2 separate regions of the Homo sapiens genome follow, and region 1 is linked to region 2. A link is an interaction called in ENCODE POLR2A ChIA-PET data of the cell type or tissue named here. Cell type or tissue: GM12878. All regions are shown on one strand. Links, peaks and the distances in the headings refer to the core of each region. The heading gives the core; the rest is flanking DNA. Region 1 holds the start of MANEAL (mannosidase endo-alpha like). Region 2 overlaps LITATS1 (lncRNA induced by TGF-beta and antagonizes TGF-beta signaling 1).

Region 1 (2,905 bases), core at 296-2,795, 330 kb before region 2:
GGCCGAGATCTTGGGGTCCCAGTGCGGCACCATGACGTGGTCCCAGTGAATGTAGTGGCCCTCGCGCCGCGGGCTCCCGTACCACGAGTAGTAGAAGGCGTGCAGGTCCGAGTAGACGCGCAGGCTCTGCACGGGGGCGGGCTCGGCCTCCGCGGGTGCCGGCCCAGGGGAGCCGCCAGGGTCCGCGGTGCGGGGCGGCGGCGGCGGCGGGGGCGGCGCGGCAGGGGCTGCCGGGGCCCTGGCAGCGGGCGCGGGGGCCCCCTCTGGGCGTCGCTCAAAGGGCGCCAGCTCCAGGCCCGGGCCCAGCGCCGGGAGTCCGTCCGGAGCCTTGAGCGTGCGCAGACCCATGAGGGTGCCGAAGGCGAAGAGCAGCACCAGGAACAGAGCGATGCAGGCGCGGCGCCGCCGCCGGGCCATGGCCGACTGTGCGCTCCTGCAGCCGCCGCGCTACCTCCCAGCGTGCCGCGCCATGGCCGCCCGCCCGGCCGCGCGCTTCCCAGGCAGACTGTGCGCCCGGCAGAGCGCGGCGTGGGCGGCGCCCGGCCTGTCCCCGCAGTGCGGGCGGGCTCGGCACACAGGACGCAGGCGGCGCGGACCAAGTGGCCGCGAGCCGAGGGGGAACTGCACGCCGAGTGCAACGCAAGGCCCAGCGAACGGCGAGTTTCGGGGCCACAGGAGCAGGGGCCTGAGTCAGGCCGCGTGACCCGCGAAAGAAGAGTCGCCTGGCTGCCTGGGCGGCAGGTGGTGGCGCCTGGCTGGGGAGCGGGGACGCAGGCCTTCCGGAGCGCGGGAGAGAGGCGGCGCGGCGGGGGCGGGGGCGGAGGCGGGGCGGGGGGGGGAAAGAAGCGCGCGTCGGTGGTTCTCTCCCCAAGGATTTCCTTCTTCGTCGATCCACCTTTACTCACTTCACTGGCCCCCTCCCTACGGGTCTCAGTGCCACCCTTCTAGCCCCAGGTCCCCCATCCCTCGGCCCCCCTCCCCGGCACCCCAGGCAGCCCCTGAACCTCGGGGGAAGGGGCGTCGGGAAATCCCCAGGAATCGGACCCTGCAGACGCCGTCCGGGGCCTGGCGGGCGGAGGACGACCGTGACTCGCGCAAGGTCACACTGACCGGGCCTGGACCCCGGGTCAGGGCGCACTCTCCAGAGCTCGCTGCACTGCCCAGCCTGCCGGGTCGCAGTGTGGCTTAGTGAGTTCTCTGGTTGGAATCTCACGAAGCCAAAATTAAGGCGTTGGCAGGTTACACTCCTTTCTGGAGGCTCTAGGAACGGATCTACGTCCAGCTCAATGGCAGAATTCAGTTCCATACAATTGCAGGGCTAAGGCCCCCATTTGCTTGCTGGCTGTCATCTGGGGGTCTTTCTCAGTTTCTAGAGGCCTGCTGCATTTCTTGGCTTGTAGGCCTGATGTCGTCTGGAGCGGTCTCTCCTGGGAGAACCTCCTAGAGTCAGGGAGGATTAAATGAGATGGTTCCCGTAAAGCACTTCCACGGGGCCTGAAAAGCAAGCGCTCAATACATGTGCGCCTTTCTTCCTGGATTCTGGGCTCCAGAGGACAGGCCCCGTCTTATTTACCTTGTTAGACGCCAAGGGCTGCCGGAACAGCATCTGACACTCACTTCCTAGTGCCGTTTAAGTGAGTACCAGCCCCTGGTGTGATAGTCTGTAGATAATAAGCTTTTCACTCGCTATTGATAGAGTTCCTACACTGCATTATTCATTACTTCATTTATTCAGAAGATAGTTTTGTTTATCATATGCCTCCTTCAGTGGTCCGCAATGACAGCAACTTTGTTTCATTCCCTGTCTGCATGTCTAAAACAGAGCTTGGGATGATGGCGGGCACCCAGTTCTTATTGGTTAAGTAAAATGAATTGTAGGGAACCCAGGAAGAGGAGCAGGGAGCTTGGGAAGTGTTGGTAGACCTGCAGCCGAGGAAAGTGAGCTTGAGAGACCTTATGGTGGTAAATGTGAATGAAGTGGAATGCCTTCAGCTCCAGGTCGCCCATACCCGATTCAGCCTGACTTAAGGAATATGCCAGTGTATCAACTTGCAAAGCAAGGAGCCCAGTGGCAGGGCAGAGTGGGTATTTTCTCTGATCCAACAATGTCATTAGGAACCTGAGATGTTCCCGTCTCACTGCTCTACTCTCCCCACCACTGACTTCATATACAAACCCAGTTCCCCTCATGCCACAAAATGGCTGCTATGGCTATTGACTGCTCTTCCCATTCCACAGGCAAGGGTAAGACTGATTTCTCTTTCCCAGAAGTCCTAAACAAACATCTCATTGAATCTCCTTGGTCTAATCTGGTTTAGGCCTTTTTATGCCAGACAAATTATTGCCGAGGGGGATAGAATTACCATGACTAGATGAGATTACATTTGTGGAGTGGGTTAAATGTTGGAGAGAATACCATGTCTACCAAAGAGTGAGGTGACTCTGGGAATAGAAAGAGTGAGAAGAGGCTGGGTGCAGTGGCTCAAGCCTGTAATCCAGCACTTTGAGAGGCCAAGGCAGGTGGATTACCTGAGCTCAGGCGTTTGCGACCAGCCTGGGCAACACGATGAAACCACCATCTCTACTAAAATACAAGAAATTAGCCAGGCGAGGTGGCAGGCGCCTGTAGTCCCAGCTACTTGGGAGGCTGAGGCAGGAGAATTACTTGAACCCAGGAGGCGGAGGTTGCAGTGAGCCGAGATCACGCCACTGCACTCCAGCCCGGGTGACAGAGCGAGACTCTGTCTCAAAAAAAGAAAGAAAGAAAGAAAGAAAAGAAAGAAAGAAAGAAAGAGAAGAAAACGGGTAAGGACGGCACTCTCAGGAACACCAGCATTTCTGGGACAGGCAGAGGAAGGAGAGAGTCTAAGAAGGAAACAGAAAGAATCATTAACGAGGAACTAAG
Region 2 (2,905 bases), core at 189-2,688:
TGTTGAGAAAATTTATTTTATTTTAGATCAGTCTGATCCCAAGGATTGTATTAGAAAGTGTATATGTAAAAAGATGCATTATTTTTAAAGGCTACTTTTGATGATTTTCTACTTAATAAAGGGATGCCTACTGTTTAATAGAATTTATATCTGTCAGGAGAGTTTTAGGGAAGAAAGAATTAAATTTTACGAGGAAAAGCAAGGTTTACAGACAAATAAATTAAAAATAAGTTGTCAGGCTTGATTTGGGAACTGAATGTTTACTGAAATTATTATTGTAGATCGAAATTTAACTACATGCTATGAATTACAAAAATAAATATACTTTCAGGCCAGGTGTGGTGGCTCACGCTTGTAATCCCAGCACTTTGGGAGCCTGAGGCAGGTGGATCACTTGAGGTCAGGAGTTTGAGACCAGCCTGGCCAACATGGTGAAACCCCATCTCTACTAAAAATACAAAAACTAGCTGGGCGTCGTGGCACATGCCTGTAATCCCAGCTACTCGGGAGGCTGAGGAGAATCACTTGAACCCGGGAGGCGGAGGTTGCAGTGAGCTGAGATTGTGCCACTGCACTCTAACCTGGGTAACAGAGCAAGACTCCGTCTCAAAAAACAAACAAACAAAAACAAAAATAAATATACTTGCAATTCATGGTGGTTTAGAACGTTTGCATCTTATACTTCATTCTTGTGATTTATTTAGTTGTTTTAAAAACAAACTTTGTGCTTGGTTTCTAAATGAAGAGATAAGAGAGAAGATATCACCTCCTCAAACAACCCATTTCAGCTATGAATAGCTGTTATTTCCAAAAGATGAAAAGCTAAAATGACTACATTTTCTCTTAAAATGTTCATTTTTGAAGTTCTAGATTTTTTTTTTGGTCGGGTGCGGTGGCTCATTCCTGTAATCCCAGCACTTTGGGAGGCTGAGGTGTGCAGATCACCTGAGGTCGGGAGTTCAAGACCAGCCTGACCAACATGAAGAAACCCCGTCTCTACTAAAAATACAAAATTAGCCAGGTGGCACATGCCTGTAATCCCAGCTACTTGGGAGGCTGAGGCAGGAGAATCGCTTGAACCTGGGAGGCGGAGGTTGCAGTGAGCTGAGATCGTGCCACTGCACTCCAGCCTGGGCAACAAGAGTGAAACTCCATCTCAAAAAAAAAAAAAAAAAAAAAAAAAAGTTGGTTTAAAAAAATTTTTTTGAACAGGTGATCCATTAACAAGGTAGAGGTTCAAAAGGTGCAGGGATATTTATGGTAGAAACAGGATCCCTTTCCCCTGGTCCTGGTCCTGGGAAGTGGCTCTGCTATCTAGGAACAAGCAAAGTTAGCAGTTTCTTATGTCTCTTCTCAGATGGAATCTATGCGTCCAGGAGCAAATGTTTGCACATATATATTTGGCTTTGTTTCTTTCTTTTTCTTATTTCTGAGGATATCTTGCTCCAGATTTTTTTCTCTCTTTTCCTTTTTTGTTCTTATTTCTGAGGTGTTGCTCTTTATTTTTATATAAACGAAGCTCTTTCTATAACCAGCTGCACCTTGCTTTTCTCACTTAAAAATAAACCTTTGAGATAATTCCAATCAGTACATGTTAAGCTGCCTCGTTACTGTTAATAGCTGACAAACATTCCATTGGAAGAATGTACCATAATTTATTTAGGCAGGTTTTGACTGATTAAACATTTTGTTTTATTCCACTCTTTTTTTTTTTTTTTTTTTTTTGAGATAGGGTCTTCTGTCGCCCAGGCTGGAGTGCAGTGGTGTGATCTTGGCTCACTGCAGCCTAACCTCCCAGGCTCAAGCCATTCTCCCACCTCAGCCTCCCGAGTAGCTGGGACTACAGGCATGCACCACCATGCCCAGCTAATAATTTTTTTTTTTTTTTTTAGATAGAGTCTTGCTCAGTTGCCCAGGCCGGAGTGCCATGGAACGATCTCGGCTCACTGCAACCTCCGCCTCCCTAGTTCAAGTGATTCTCCTGTCTCAGCCTCCTGAGTAGCTGGTATTACAGGTGCCCACCACCACACCCTGCTAATTTTTGTATTTTTAGTAAAGACAGGATTTCACCATATTGGCCAGGCTGGTCTTGAACTCCTGATCTCAAGTGATCCACTTGCCTCAGCCTTCCAAAGTGTTAGGATTACAGGCATAAGCCACCGCTCCCAGCCCTGGCTAATTTTTGTATTTTTTGTTGAGACAGGGTTTCGCCATGTTGCCCAGGCTGGTCTCCAACTTTTGGGCTCAAGTGATCCTCCTGCCTTGGCCTCCCAAACTGTTAGGATTACAGGCGTGAGCCACCACACCCAGCTTCTCGTTACTGTTAACAGCTGAAAAATATTCCACTGGAAGGATGTACTATAGTTTATTTAGGCAGTTTTTGGCTGATAAACATTTAGGTTTTTTCCAGTCTTTACTATCACAAACAATACTGCAATGTATGCCTCCGTCTGTGTATCACTTTGCAACTGTGCAAATACGTAGCAGGGTAAATTCCTCTTGCTGAGTTAGAGTTTGTTGATTTGGTAGGGCTGCCATCACAAAGTACAAACTGGGTGGCTTAAGCAACAAATCTATTGTCTCAGTTCTGGAGGCTGGGAACCCAAGGTCAAGATGTCAGCAGAATTGGTTCCTTCCGAGGGCTGTAAGGAAGAACCTGTTCCATGCCTCTCCCACGGCTTCTGGTGGTTTGCTGGCATTCGTTGGCATTCTTTGGCTTGGAGAAACATCACCCCAATGTTTACCTTGATGTTCACATGGTGTTTTTCCTGTGTATATGTCTATGTCCAAATTTCTTGTTCTCATAAGGACTCGTCATATTGTATGACCTCATCTGAATGAATTACATCTGCAATGACCCTATTTCTAAATAAGGTCACATTCTGAGGTACTGGGGCATAGGACC

Evidence for each region. Peaks named below come from ENCODE experiments on the same cell type or tissue, not always from the same donor. Only the 100,000 strongest peaks of a DNase experiment are listed, where the experiment ranks them.
Region 1: POLR2A ChIA-PET joins it to region 2 with 12 read pairs; 6 of 35 experiments call an interaction of 5 or more read pairs at or near these places.

What each region holds. Positions count from the first base shown.
Region 1 is chr1:37,791,695-37,794,599 of GRCh38, reverse strand. MANEAL (mannosidase endo-alpha like) reads right to left here and starts at 753. Exons shown (of 4, transcript NM_001113482.2): 1 at 1-753. The coding sequence starts at 417. RefSeq lists silencers at 417-536, 797-846. In GM12878, for the core only: no CTCF peak of the experiment used is centred there; no DNase peak of the experiment used is centred there; H3K4me3 peaks cover 702 bases; H3K27me3 peaks cover 128 bases.
Region 2 is chr1:37,461,571-37,464,475 of GRCh38, reverse strand. All of the region lies in intron 1 of LITATS1 (lncRNA induced by TGF-beta and antagonizes TGF-beta signaling 1), which reads left to right. Among named protein-coding and RNA genes, the nearest start is that of LITATS1, 11 kb to the left of the region's middle. In GM12878, for the core only: no CTCF peak of the experiment used is centred there; no DNase peak of the experiment used is centred there.